2 separate regions of the Homo sapiens genome follow, and region 2 is linked to region 1. Evidence: chromatin contacts called from ENCODE Hi-C or POLR2A ChIA-PET data. All regions are on one chromosome and are shown on one strand. The core of a region is the stretch at or near the end of the contact, and the rest is flanking DNA. Distances in the headings are between cores, read along the strand shown.

Evidence for each region. Hi-C counts contacts between places; a loop is a spot of excess contacts on that map. ChIA-PET counts read pairs that join two places held with the same protein, here RNA polymerase II (POLR2A). Pooled maps may share reads with other maps.
Region 2: a map with no recorded cell type shows a loop between it and region 1 (5-fold over the local background). The contact joins two enhancer-like sites. A Hi-C loop is called at or near these places in 1 of 37 single-sample maps with no recorded cell type and 6 of 50 pooled maps. POLR2A ChIA-PET finds 5 or more read pairs at or near these places in 1 of 52 experiments (IMR-90).

The regions. Positions count from the first base shown.
Region 1 is chr2:84,490,189-84,497,169 of GRCh38, forward strand. It overlaps a transcript of DNAH6 not described here. Among named protein-coding and RNA genes, the nearest start is that of DNAH6, 23 kb to the right of the region's middle. Within about 2 kb of position 4,068, at least 2 of the 41 ENCODE cell types and tissues checked have a DNase peak (open chromatin) inside an H3K27ac peak, as active enhancers do.
Region 2 is chr2:84,813,244-84,820,366 of GRCh38, forward strand. DNAH6 (dynein axonemal heavy chain 6) reads left to right here. Exons shown (of 77, transcript NM_001370.2): 75 at 728-879; 76 at 2,618-2,840; 77 at 6,062-6,346. The coding sequence ends at 6,165. Among named protein-coding and RNA genes, the nearest start is that of TRABD2A, 64 kb to the right of the region's middle. RefSeq lists an enhancer at 4,008-4,057 and a silencer at 4,208-4,357. Within about 2 kb of position 3,533, at least 2 of the 41 ENCODE cell types and tissues checked have a DNase peak (open chromatin) inside an H3K27ac peak, as active enhancers do.

The DNA of each region.
Region 1 (6,981 bases), core at 2,818-5,317:
CTACTTTCATGTTATTGCTGAACTTCTTCCAGAAAGTCTTAACGCTTGGTTTTCTTTCTTTCTGACTCTTTCTTTTCTTTCTTCTTTCTTTTCTTTCTCTTTTTCTTTTCTTTTCCACTTTTTCTTGTATAATTTAATGTGCATTCAGTAAACAGCACCCTTTTAATGTACAATTCTTTGCATTTTGAAAAAGGTACCCAGTCATATAACCATCACCACAATCAAAATATAGAACTCCTCCCTCACCTCCCAAATTTCCCCATGCTTCAATGAAGTCAACCCCTCCTCTTACCTCCAACCATTGGTAATCACTGACCTATTTTCTATTGCTATAGTTTTGCCTTTTCCAGAATGATATATGAGTAGAATCATGAATATATTATTTATTTTTAAGATGGAGTCTCACTCTGTCACCCAGGATGGAGTGCAGTGGCATTATCTCAGCTCACTGCAACCTCCACCTCCCGGGTTCAAGCAATTCTCCTGCCTCATCCTCCCAAGTATCTGGAACTACAGGTGTGTGCCACCACACTCGGCTAATTTTTATATCTTTAGTAGAGACGGGGTTTCACCATGTTGGCCATGCTGGTCTCAAACTCCTAACCTCAAGTGATCCACCCACCTCCACCTCCCAAAGTGCTGATTTACAGGTGTGAGCCACTGTCCCTGGCCCATGAATATATGATTTTTAATTGGGTTTCTTTCACTTAGCATAATGCATTTGAGATTCATCCAAGTTGTTGCATATTAGTAGTTTGTTCCTTTATATTGCTGAGTTGTATAGTGCATTGGGTAAATGTACCATGGTTTGTTTATCAGTTCATCCATTGATAAATCTTTAGGTTGCTTCCAATTGTGGAGATTAAAAATAAGGTAGCTATAAAACATCTGCAATACAGGTTTTGAGGTAAACATATATTTTTATTTTATCTAGGAAACTGTCCAGGAGTGGAGTAGGTAAGTCATCCAGAGAGTGTATTTTTACCTTCATAAGAAACTGCCAAACTGTTTTTCAAAGTGTCTGTATCATTTTGTATTTCCACAAGCAACGTATGTGAGTTCCAGTTTCAACTATATTTTTAACATTTTAACCTGCTTACTTTGGTTCGTATGGCAGACATATTTTCCATATAGCTTCTTTTTTGCCTATTCTTTCTTGTCAGTAGAATCCTATGTTGTTTCTTTTTTAGGGTGGGAGGGGGAGTGGCCATGAGCCCAGGGAATGGATCATGACTGTTAAAAGCCACTTACAACAATTCTGTTCTCTACCTTCTCAGCATTCCTTTCAGCAAGGTGTGACTGTTGGATCCAGTCCTGGCCAATGAGACATAAGTCCAAATCAAACATAGGGGCTTCTGGGAGAGCTTTTACTTTTTTGCCGTAAAGGGACAAGTATATTCTTTAAGCTTATTCCCTTCATTCTATCTTCATTGTGGACATGATGTCTGGGACTGCAGAAGAAGTGTTCTTTCTCCCAGATCCACATTTTAGAATTCAAGATAAAGACTCTGATCATTGCAATTTGAATCATGTGCCTACCTCTCAAGTTGTTTTTTCTGTTGAATGTTTTGGTTTCTGTCTTTGGTGTTAGAGGCTTTCCTTGAATTTTCTAACAGTCTTTAGTTGTCTGCCTATTTTTAAGACAGAGGGTCTAAAAACACAAAACAGTACCCAGGTAAAACTTGTTTACTGTATGCTTCACTGCAGGGTTGATCTGGCTGGGCCACTTAGTCGTAGAACTTGGCTGCCCACACATTCAGGTCTTCCCCGTTGCGCCGGTCAGATTCCGCCGAGAAGATTCTCCCAGTCTACTGCTCAGAAGGTGGAGGTCTAACTACCAGTGCTTTAAGGCTTGGGTAACCAGCTCATCCTTGTTTGCTCAGGCCTATCATAATTTTAAAATAGACCCCATCTTGGGAATGCCTTAGGTCTAAAGAAAATTGTAATGATTCAACACACTATGTCACCTTTCTGAGAGCTAAGTAGGGAAAGAGGGTTGGGTGATCTTGTCATTTTGCATGCTCACATTCAGATAATGACACTGTTTTTAGTAGGCTACCCACCTTCAAATGTGCCTACTGTCCCTTAGAGTAGAGACCTTCTGTTTTACTCATTCCAGAGAATAAATTTCCAGTCTTGTCCTGTAACTGGGGGAGGATGGAGCAAATCTGAAGACCCATTCAATCCTTGAACAGACTGTCAACCAACCCCCTTGTTTCAACCCTTATTTCCAGACCTGTGTGGTGCCACAAATTCCAGAGGCTTGAAGGATTCTATTATGTATATTAGTTGGTTATTTTCTTTTCTCACTATTGCTTAGAGTCCACCTTTATTTTTTGTTAAATCACTTACTATTCATATTTCATATTTTTGTTTCTTTTCCCATTCTTCTAATTTTTCTGAGTTTCCAACTTTAAAGAAATTCTTTTAGTGGGGTTTTAAGAAGAAATAAAATTAGTTTGGTATAGTCAAAATGCCATATTGCTCTTACATCTATGGGAATAATCTTGTCATACACTTTTTATCCAAATACCTAAGTGCCTCGGGGAATGAATTCTCAGAGCTTACTGCTATTGCCCACTGTGTGTCACTATCTTCTTACCATTTGAAACCACAATTTCTGGAGTCTTTCTAGTATTAACTTACTGAGTTCCAATATGTCTAAAGATAATAAAAAATAATGACACAAACTACAAAATCATAACACAAGCAAAAGCTGACAGCAATGAGAAATTTTCTAGAAGATTCAGTCTCCTAAAATAAAAATGGTACTTTATCTTGACATGGTGACCGCTTTCTATATATACTGTATATTCTATATATTTTTCTATATACTACATGTATATATATTTACTATAGCAGGGGTTGGGAAATCTTTACTTTAAAGGACCAGATAGTAAATATTTTTATTTACTATTTTAAAGGGGCATGGCTATGATCCAGTGAAACTTTATTTACAAAAACACAGGTAGAAGTCTGGATTTGACCCATAGATTAGAGTTTGCTAATCCCTGCTCTGTGCTATATGTAGATAATATATGTATACAAATTCTGTACCATAAATATAGACTATATACCATATGTATATTTTTAAACAAAATGAAATAATGTATAATATTCTGAAACTCACATTTTCACTTAGCAGTATATTGAGTATATTGCCCCATGTCATGTCAATACATATAACTCTCCTTCATCGTTTTAATTGGCTAGAGCAACTTATTGGGAATCATAGTTTAGATACTATATTTTATTTAAATGTAGCTTCCATTAAAATCCTTAAATAAATATCTTTGTGCCTCTGATCACATATTTTTAAAGTCAAATTTATAAAAGAGGAACTACCTTTAAAAGATACACGTAGCTTTCAAAACTCAACAAATGCTGAAAAATTTCTCTCCAAGATGCTAATTTGAACTCTATAAGCAAAAATCGTTGGCTGAGCCTACATAGTTTAAATTCCTGGAGTTAAAAAGTTATGTAAATGAGTCATCACTGAAAGGCTCCAGAAGGAATCGGCGCCAGAAGACTGGATGGCTATACAAGTGACGCAGATGGTCCAAGAGGAAGCTAGGCTGGGACATCCTTGGTAGACACAACAGCTTCAGGCCCAAAGATGAGTAAAGGGGTGAGATGCTGATATCAAATATTCTAACAAGGATAACTGATATGAAACTGGTCCATGATAGGCTGTTTGTTCAGTTTGAAGAGACTGTGACAACAAGCAAGGCTCCCCACCAAGGCACACAAGGTGTATTATGGTCAAGCACGAGGAACTAAGGCCACAGTAAGAACAGGAGTGGTTGTCATTAGTTTGAGTTTGGAGTCAAAGGCAAGACAGAATGGACAGAGTGAGATCAGAGGCAGCAGTTGCGTTTTGCAGGTTTTCCCTGTCAGCCACACTGAGGGAAGGGCTGTCTTTGTGAAAGGATGTGGTCCTAGGAGAAGGGGATTGGGGACAAGAGTCTGGCTGCACTGGAGACAAAGGTCCAAAAAACCTCAGCCCAGGACTCACACGTTGGTCTCTCTCTGAGAGCTCAGGACACTATTAGTGGTAGCATATGAATCATCTGAGGCCCTGGGACCATCAATGTTGATTTGTTTGCCGGATACAGGTTCTCTATAATGTAGCATTTGACGAAGACCATGACTAATATCCTGATTTTCAGGAAGCAAAAAGGAGACATTAGCAGAATTTCTAGATGAAGGGGAATCATTTTCCTACTGTACTCATTATGTCACATCACATCGAAAATCCCACTTTCAGTCCCAAGAGCCATTTTTAGTGTAGAATTACTAAAGAGAGTTCTGCAAAAATATCATACACGGACTAAAGAAACTGGAAGGTTAGGAGGGAGAGATTTAAAGAAGGAAAATTAAGAGTAGAATAATATCTGCATTCAAACATTAGAAAAAAACACGGGGACAGTTTGTAGAAGTGACTAGAGAGTAGATTTTGACATCTACCCAAAACAGAACTTTCTGAAAATTAGAACTATCTAACAGAGGCACAGATATAATGCATTTCCTGTAACTGGATGTGATCAAAGATGAGAAACTCACCTTCCAGGCACCATTCCAGCCTTCCATATCCAGCAGACTTACTGGACACCAATTCTGTTCTCCATGGCAGCACTTCTAAAATTTAATATGAACTGAACCACCTGGGAATTATTAAAATACAGATTGATTCATGAGGTCTGGAGCAGGATCTGAGATTCTGCATGACTAGCAAGCTCTCAGGTGATGCCAATGCTGCTAGTCAATGGATCACACCTTGAATAGCAAGCTGCTGTGGCAGAGGCTCTCAGATGTGTCTCTGTGGAATCACCTGGGGTAGGGGACACTTTAGAAAAACTATCAATGTCTGGATCTCTCACTCTTAGAGAGTTTAATTCATATGATGTGTGGCCTGGGCATCAGAATTTTTCAAAGTTCTCTAAGTGATCTTAATATGCAACTAAGTTTAAATGCCCTTTGACCATTTATTTATTGAGACAGAGTCTTGCTCTGTTGCCCAGTCTGGAATGCAATGGCAGTCTCGGCTCACTGCAACCTCCACCTCCCGGGTTCACTCGATTCTCCTGCCTCAGCCTCCCCAGTAGCTGGGATTACTGGCATGCACCACCATGCCCTGCTAATTTTTGTATTTTTAGTAGAGACAGGGTTTCACCATGTTGGCCAGGCTGGTCTCGAACTCCTGACCTCAGGTGATCCATCCACTTTGGCCTCCCAAAGTGCTGGGATTACAGGCATGAGCCACTGCGTCCAGCCTCTTTGACCTTTTCAAATCACAAAAACACTAACTTAGAGATCACCTCTGCAAAGACCTTTAAGTCTTGAAATGTAATTATCTAGGCTTGGCAGGGCTCATCACTCATACATATTCACATTGGTTCAATATTTTGAAGGAAAACTTTATAATAATTATTAATTCTCATAACTAATGGGGCATTAGACCATATAATGCCTCAAGTTCCTTTCAGATTTAAGAAACCATTGCCCTGATACAAAATCTGGTAATGCATATATTTGACCACGAGGTGGTGATGAAGCAACAGAATACGATATCACAAACCCCTCAGAAAGTTAAGCAGCCCGTGACTTATGCCAACACTTAAGAGTGCCCCACTTGCAGACTATGTCTAATTCTCATCTTTGAGAGGTGATTGGTCACAGACTCTTTTAAGAATCTTATCAACGTTACAGACAAAGAAATACACGCACACAAACATGAATACAATTGTAAGCAGTTCACAGACCCTGAAATTACACTGGACAGCCAAGGCTGAAGAGACATTAACTCCCGTATAAATTATATGACGCCTCTCCCACTCCCACCTCCACGCTTCTCAGCAGCTGACCACATCTCCTGCTTCAGAGAGGAAATAGAATAAATAAGGCCCCAAATCTATCACTTTACCTAACCCACTGCCACCTTTCTTCCATCTACATGGGACAGATGTCATTTCTTTTTATCAAAAACTAAATCTTTCAGCAGTGCTCCTGATCCATTTCATCCTGGCCTCCACCAAGTTCATGGTCCCTCCACTTTAAGCCTTCTTATGCTAATTTAAAAGTAACTAATTTTTTCATTGTAAAAGTAGGATATGGTCTTTATTTTTAAACACACAGAATAGCAAAGGGCATCACATAAAAATAACCATAAATCTCCTAAATATTTATGTTTTTCTTCTATGTAGTTTCTGAGTTTATATATATTCTGGGCTTACAAAAATATAATCATGTTATGCAAACTGTTTTATGACATTAATACTTAATGTAACTTTAAAATATTTTCATCTTTATATTTCTTCACCTGCAGATGTGGTTCTAAACCAGAGATATTCATGTGAATCACCTATAAGAATTTTTCAAGCAAATACTTGCCTGGGTGCCAATGCCAAAGATTCTAATTCATCAGATCTGGCATGAGTCCTGGAAATCTGTATGTTTAGAAACTCCCACCTGTGATTTTGAGGTCTAATACTAGAAATATAATTTTAAATCAATTTTATTGTTATAAGTTACATATTATAAAATGCACATGTTCTAAGAAATTCAGTACAGTGAATTTGTACACATTTATATACCCATGTAACCACCAAAGTTACCAAGATATAAAACATTTCCATCACTCCCCAAAATTTTCTTGTTCCCCTTGCCAGTTAATCTCCTACCCCTCTCCCAGCCCCAGGTAATAACTGATCTATTCCCTATCACTGTAAATTAGATTTGTATTTTCTAGAGATTCATATAATTGTAATTAGACAATATGTACTCTTTTTTTTTTTTTTTTTTTGACGGAATCTCGCTCTGTCACCCATGCTGGAGTGCAGTGACACGATCTTGGCTCTCTGCAACCTCCACCTGCCGGGTTTAAGCAATTCTCGTGCCTCAGCCTCCCAAGTAGCTGGGACTATAGGTGCGCACCACCATGCTCAGCTAATTTTTATATTTTTAGTAGAGACGGAGTTTCAC
Region 2 (7,123 bases), core at 2,283-4,782, 320 kb after region 1:
GATCATAGGGCAATCTAACAAGGTCGTGCTCTTCCTCACTTGTGGGGGGCAGAGGAAAGATGGCAGAGATAGCAGATGTTCCCCAACAACCTAATCCCTGCCCCTCTCAGGTTACATAAGTGCAGGCACTGCTGCCTCCACAAACACAGAATGTGCCTCAGTTCCCCATATGACCCACGCTCAAGGGCATCAACTGCTGTCCACCTGCTCAGGCCCCAGCTGTGAGCAGCTCCCTTCCCTCTGAGAAATTCTCTTGATGTGCCTCCATCAGCTCTTGGGGAATCTGGCTAGAGAGCCTCAGAGGGGGCTAGAGCCTGTGAGCAACTCAATGCTAATTACCCAAGCCCTTCATCTCTCTCATTCTTAATACCTATTAAACAGCCCATATAAAACAAGCTGGGCAAAATCCTAAAGTTAGCGAGATTGGGCTCTGAAACTGCCTCACTGGTTTGTCTCCCTCATGACAGGGCAATGCACTGAACACTGGCCTTCCCTCCCTTCCCAGCCAGGACCAGAGCTTGTCCATCCCTTGGGCCCTTACCTCCCAACATGACCCGCAGGCTTCCTGACCCTGTGAACTAACTCAGAGGAAGGTATTAAGAGTTGGGTCTTCTCTGTGGTGGGAAGGCTCTCTAATGCCAGGGCAGCCTGGTTTGGATGAAGGGGAATAGTGCCTGGGGAGTAGCAGTGTTGTTTGAACGCAGCTTTCCGATTTTCACAATTACAGGAACTCTTCAAAATCATGCTCGAAAATACAATTTGCCTATAGATGAGCTGAGTTTCAAATACAGCGTAATTCCCACCTATCGGGATCAAGCTGCAGTGATAGAAGCTGCCAAGACAGTGCAATTTGGACAAGAACTGCCCATGGACATGGAGGTATTGTCCACCTGGCTGTTATGGCAAAGCAGCTTCTATCCCACTGTCTTTGAAGATTTCAGACAACCTTCCATGCCCCACTCCCCCACCACCTCCCATTGGCAGGAGCAGGAAGGGCAGGGTAGTAATCACACCTCCAAGATAAGCTCCCCAATTAGCAATGACCAGATGGGAACTGCCTAAACTAGTCTAAGTTATAGAAATATTTTTAAAGCAATATTTTTTTTATTTTTTAGCTACCTTTAGTAACCTTCTTCATCTTACAGAATCAATATAGCAAGAAGTTAAAAGCAAGGGTTTAAAAACGAGAGAAGCCTGAGTTTGAATTCTGACACTACCTTTCACCAGCTGCATGTGCTGGAGCAATTGTTAACATGTCTGCACCTCATATTATTTTAAGATCCTTCTTGTCTTAAGAAGAGAGTGTCAACTTTCCCATGTCAGGAAAACTTGAGGCTCCAGGAAGGTAAAGCAACACCCACATAAAAGCCCCCACCGGAGCTTTCCGGGACCAGCCTGCCCTGGTCCATGCTCAGCACACTCCATCTGCCACAGAGGCTGATTCTGACAGACAGAAGTTTACAGTGACCACCAGGGCTCTGTCCCTCCACCCTAGTTCATACCATGTCTCTGCTTGGGTCATGTGCGCTGAGCCATGACAATGCCTTACAATCTCTGAGATCTGGGGAGACTTCAGACTGTCTAACTGGCCTGTCTCCTGGCCCACCTAGCAAATGTCTGCCACCAACAGACCAGGAGACAGGCCAGTAGTGTGGTGTGAAAGAAACAGCCAGTGTCATGTGACCAGCACATATACTGGTCTAAACACAGGGTATGTGTTTAAACAGCTTTATCTCTGTTGCAAACAGGCAAGACCACTGTCAGCCCATTTGCCGCCTTGGCGCAGCATAGGAAAAGGTGCTCCCTCTGGGTGATGCCCAGTTGGTGGACACCCAGTAGGTAGCAGGATAGTTTTCAGGCAAACCTGCATAAACATATGTGCAGCCCAAAAACAGGAAGTCCCATCCTGCTGCACCCAAGAAACAGAAAGGTTAGGACACCAAAAAGCAAAGACCAGCTAAAAAGAATTTAGTTTACCATCCTTTTATTCACTATAAAATGCACTACATATTATCCAAACAGCTTAGTCCTCTGCCTGCAGACGTGAGGCTCCAATTATCCAAAGACCTCGGGCCAGAAATGGCCAAATCCACTCAGGGTTTGAGGAAGGATGACTCAGATGCCCACAATTGGAAAAAAAAAAAAAAAAGTGTGCACCGGTGGAGACATCCAATCACATCACAGGAATCTGATGGGCAGGGTCTCTCCCTCTCCCTCTTTCTTATTTAATACAAACATTTAAAAGTAAGCATAATTTTTAAAAAAGAGAGAAAGAACAAAAAGGAATTGTCCATGGGCACTCTGCAAATATTATTGCAGATATATAATCTGTCTTCTAGGAGGGCATCCAAATCCTTGAAAAACCTTGCTAAGAATAACAGACGATGATCTCAGTACTCCTCCACCTCCCATGAAAAGGGGAAAAGTCATCACATTATTATTACATTTTTTTGCCTCTCAGAGCCTCAGGATTGACCTCTCTAAAATGTGAATAATAACAGCAATGTATAGAGTGTTTTTTAGAATTACCTGGTGAGGATGTGGGACATAGGAAGTGGCTCACACCTGCTGATCCCTTTTCCCCCATCTCACTTTGAGACTTGTGGGTATCTTTCAGTTGCCCTCTCCTGAGGATGGTGTTCTTGTTCATGGGATGTTCATGGATGCTTCTCGATGGGATGATAAGGAGATGGTGATAGAAGATGCATTGCCCGGACAGATGAATCCAGTGCTGCCTGTGGTGCATTTTGAACCACAACAAAACTATAAGCCAAGCCCAACACTTTACCACTGCCCACTTTATAAAACAGGAGCCCGGGCAGGAACACTCTCAACCACAGGTGAGGATGTTCTTAAGATTAGTTCAAATAATGACCAAATGCAATCTTCAATCAAAGTCCAAACACTAAGCTGTGATTGGCTCAAGATCTCCCTTGGGCCAATAAACTAGACTTAAAATGAAGCCACCTATAACATACAAAATTCGTAAATGTAATTATAAATTCTATTTGTTCTGAGTATAGATTAATATTATAGAATTAATTCTTGCTTCTATTAGAATCCAAGGAGTAGAAAATAGAGTTTAACAAGTAGAGACTTCCACTTTCAAAATGGCGGCCTGAATAGACACGAAAATCTCTTTTTTCTCACTAAATCCATTTTTACTCATCATAAAAGAAATTTTAAAATAAATGAATAGGCCGGGAAAGGTGGCTCACCCCTTTAATCCCAGCACTTTGGGAGACCGAAGCAGATGAATCACCTGAGGTCAGGAGTTCAAGACTAGCCTGACCAACATAGTGAAACCCTGTCTCTACTAAATACAAAAAATTAGCCAGGCATGGTGGCGGGTGCCAGTATTCCCAACTACTTGGGAGGCTGAGGCAGGAGAATCACTTGAACCTGGGAGGCGGAGGTTGCAGTGAGCCAACATTGGGCCACTGCACTCCAGCCTAGGTAACAAGAGCGAAAACTCCATCATAAATAAGTAAATAAACAAATGAATAAATGGACAGCCCTGATGCAAAACTCTGAGTGCATCTGAAACTGAGATACAGCCCTGAAAAAAGAAACCAGACAGAAAGAAAGCCACCTCAACAGATACACCAAGGGACAGCTGAAGAATGAGAAGAGAGAATGAACTGGGAAAATCGCCTTGAATACAGCACAGTGAGAGGGGAAAGAAGTGACCCTGTGGAAGGAGCCAGAAATTGCAACATTTTTCTTGTTTTCTAGGTAACCTGAAAGGAGAAAATAAAGAATGGAGGAGAGAGAATGTTTGAAAAAATAATGGCTGGTAATTTCCCAAAACTAAAGAAACACTTGAATCATTAGATTGTGAGGTCTCACAAAGTGGAAGGAATGATTTTTAGCAACCTACAAGTAATCAAATCTTCAAAGAAACCTAGATATACCAAAGTGATACTTAAGACTGTCAGAGACCAAAAAAAAAAAATGCTCAAAATAACCAAAGAGAAGAGACAATGTATAATATATGCTGGAACTGAAATCCCAGAGAATGAGAATCAGATTGATATCAGTCAACTCCCATTATCCACCGTGCATATAAAAAGATAATGGAGAATCACCTTCAAAGGGTTGAGGGAAAATACCTTTGAACCAGAATTCAAAACACAACCAAACCATCTTTCAAAAGGGAAGTGAATAAAGACAGTTTTGAACATACAGAGGCGCTAAATTAATCATCACTGACCTTCTATTTTGAAAACAATCCAGCTGTCTAGCCAGGTGTGGTATCATGTGTCTGTAGTCCCAGCTACTCAGGAGGCTAAGGTGGGAGGATCACTTGAGCCCAAGAGTTCAACACCAGCCTGGGCAACATAGTGAAACCCCCATCTCAATTAAAAAAAAAAAATCCAACTGTCTTTGTTTGTGTTTGTGTTGCTATAAAGGAATACCTGAGGCTGAGTAACTTTAAAGAAAAGTTTATTTGGCTCATGGTTCTGCAGGCTGGTGCCAGCATCTGCTTCTGGTGAGAGCCTCAGGATGCTTCCACTCATAGCAGAAGACAAAAGGGAGCTGGTGTTTAGAGGTCCCATGGCAAGAGAGGAAGTAGGCAAGATGGGAGGGAGGCGCCAGACTCTTTAACAAGCAGCTCTCGCAAGAACTAATAAAGTGACAGCTCACCCCCCATTCCAAGGAGTATTAATCTACTCATCAGGGATCTGACCCCCATCAGCCAAACACCTTCCATTAAGCCCCATCTCCAACATTGGGGATCAAATTTCAACATGAGATTTGGAGGGATCAAACATCCAAACTATAGAAGCCTGGCATAAAGAATTCTTACAAATCAGTAAGGAGAGGGGACCAACAAACTAACATTATCTGAAACTGTGACAGAAACCCCATCTTGTACAAGGATCAAAAGAAACTCTTTTTCAGCTATTTAAAAGAGGGGTAGTCCTATGTAGTAGTCATCAATGGCCACTAATATCCCAAAAAAGAAAGACAATCAGACATAATGTGCTTCCTGATAGAAGTACCTACTACCTAAGAATTATTCTTGCCATAAAACTCAAACCTGCCAGCCTGGGCAAGATGACGAGACCCCGTCTCTACAAAAAATACAAAAATTAGCAAGGTGTGGTGCACACGCCTGTAGTCCCAGCCGCTTGGGAGACTGAGGCAGGAGGATCGCTTGAGTCCAGTTCAAGTCTGCAGTTAGCCATAATCAAACCACTGCACTCCAGCCTGGGCAAAAGAATGAGACCCTATCTCAAAAAAAAAAAAAAAAAAAAAAAAAAAAAGGGAAAAAAAACCTCAAACCTGAATGTAGTCACGCCTCTAGATCTAACCACCCCTTACAGGAAGAGAGGAATATATTTAAAATCACCACAGCAGTGCTGTCATAAAATCCAGATTCTGGGAAACTTAACAGGACAAACAGTCTGGTTGTTTCAACAAATATATTACAAGGGGGCGGCAAAAGAAGCAGAGGGAAACCTACCAATTGAAAGATTTAAGAGACACATCACTGTTGCAAGATATGAAACTCATTTGAATCCTGGTTATTAAGAAATTATTAGGCTGGGTGCAGTGGCTCATGCCTGTAATCCCAGCACTTTGGGAGGCCAAGGCAAGCGGATCATTTGAGGCCAAGAGTTTGAGACCAGCCTAGCCAACTGGTGAAACCCCGCCTCTACTAAAAATACAAAAATTAGCCAGGCATGGTGGTACGCACCTATAGTCCCAGCTACTCAAGAGGCTGAGGTAGGAGAATCACTTGAACCCAGGAGGGCAGAGGTTGCAGCAAGCTGAGATCACGCCACTACACTTCCAGCCTGGGTGATAGAGTGAGACCCTGTCTCGAAAAAAAAAATTCTATGAAGTCTAAGCTGGACAAGTCCTAAAGAATTATTTGTTCTAAAATCTTCATTTTATAGAGCATAAAACAGACCCATAAAGGACTATTTGTCCAGCATCTTTAGGGGCAAGTCAGGCCTGGAACCCAGATGTCTTGACTCTTTGTAGCCTCTCTCTTTGTATGAGGAAGTTATTCTCTTAAGTAACAACCTTTTTTTCCTATATCCTTAATTAGGACATTCAACCAATTTTGTGGTAACCGTCCTGTTACCCTCCAAGCGGTCCAAAGACTACTGGATTGCCAAGGGATCAGCTTTGCTCTGCCAGCTGAGCGAATGAAAAGGTGCCACCTCAGCCCTGAAAAAGAACCAGGCCAGAGATCTTTCCTAATGGGAGCAAAAGGTTTGAATAATTTATATGTGAGCAAAACGGTGTTAATTCTGATTTGACTTAAACGTATTGTGACTTTTATTTCTCTTATGACCTTAAAATAAAGTGTTTGAGTTCTTTCTGTTGGCAATCCAAGCTCTGCTGTAGAAGCAGTGGGTTCAACAACCCACCTGTTAAGCCTGCTCCCCCACCCTAAGTGAGAGGCAGCTTCCCATCAGTTACTTTCTGGGACCCCCAGGAAGAGTAAGGACTCAGCACTCGCTTCCCCTCACAGGCTCCTTTCCTCTTCACCCTGATATGAAAGGCCCCAGGTGCTTCCATTTCTAGACAAGATGAAGGCTCTCAGAGTCCAGTGCATGGGAGGTTGATGCAGTGAGCACAACTGGTAGAGCAAATGAGCAGGATAAGAAGAAGTTGGCCTATGATGTCAGTTCCCTGTTCTGTGGGGCTTCATCACAATCCTTGGAAGAGCCTGTGCTTTCACAAAAGGGCAGGCCAATCCTGCCCAAGTACGGAGGATTTTCCCCTTCCACTTTAGGATGAATCTGTGTGAAAACTAACCAAGTCCCAGCCAGGTGCATTTGAGCCTCTGCCACCTCAAAAGCAGAGGTTGGTGGGTCAGTTCTCAAATGGAGCAGCCACTGTGACAAACCATCTTGTGTCAGTCCTGCCAATAATGGTCTGCCTGCTTCCTCGGCCATAATGTGACCCAAGAAACAAGGAAATCACCCAGCTAGGATTGAGCCCTTGGTAGGAGCCATACCACCCTCTTACAAAGAATTGGAGGAACAGAGTCAGCCACAGTGATCCTACCCTCCCAGTTTATCTCTGCCTCCCCACTTCATCCCCATACCTATCGAAGTTAAGAGCAGACTCAAGTCGCAGAGAAGCAGGGAACACCACTTTT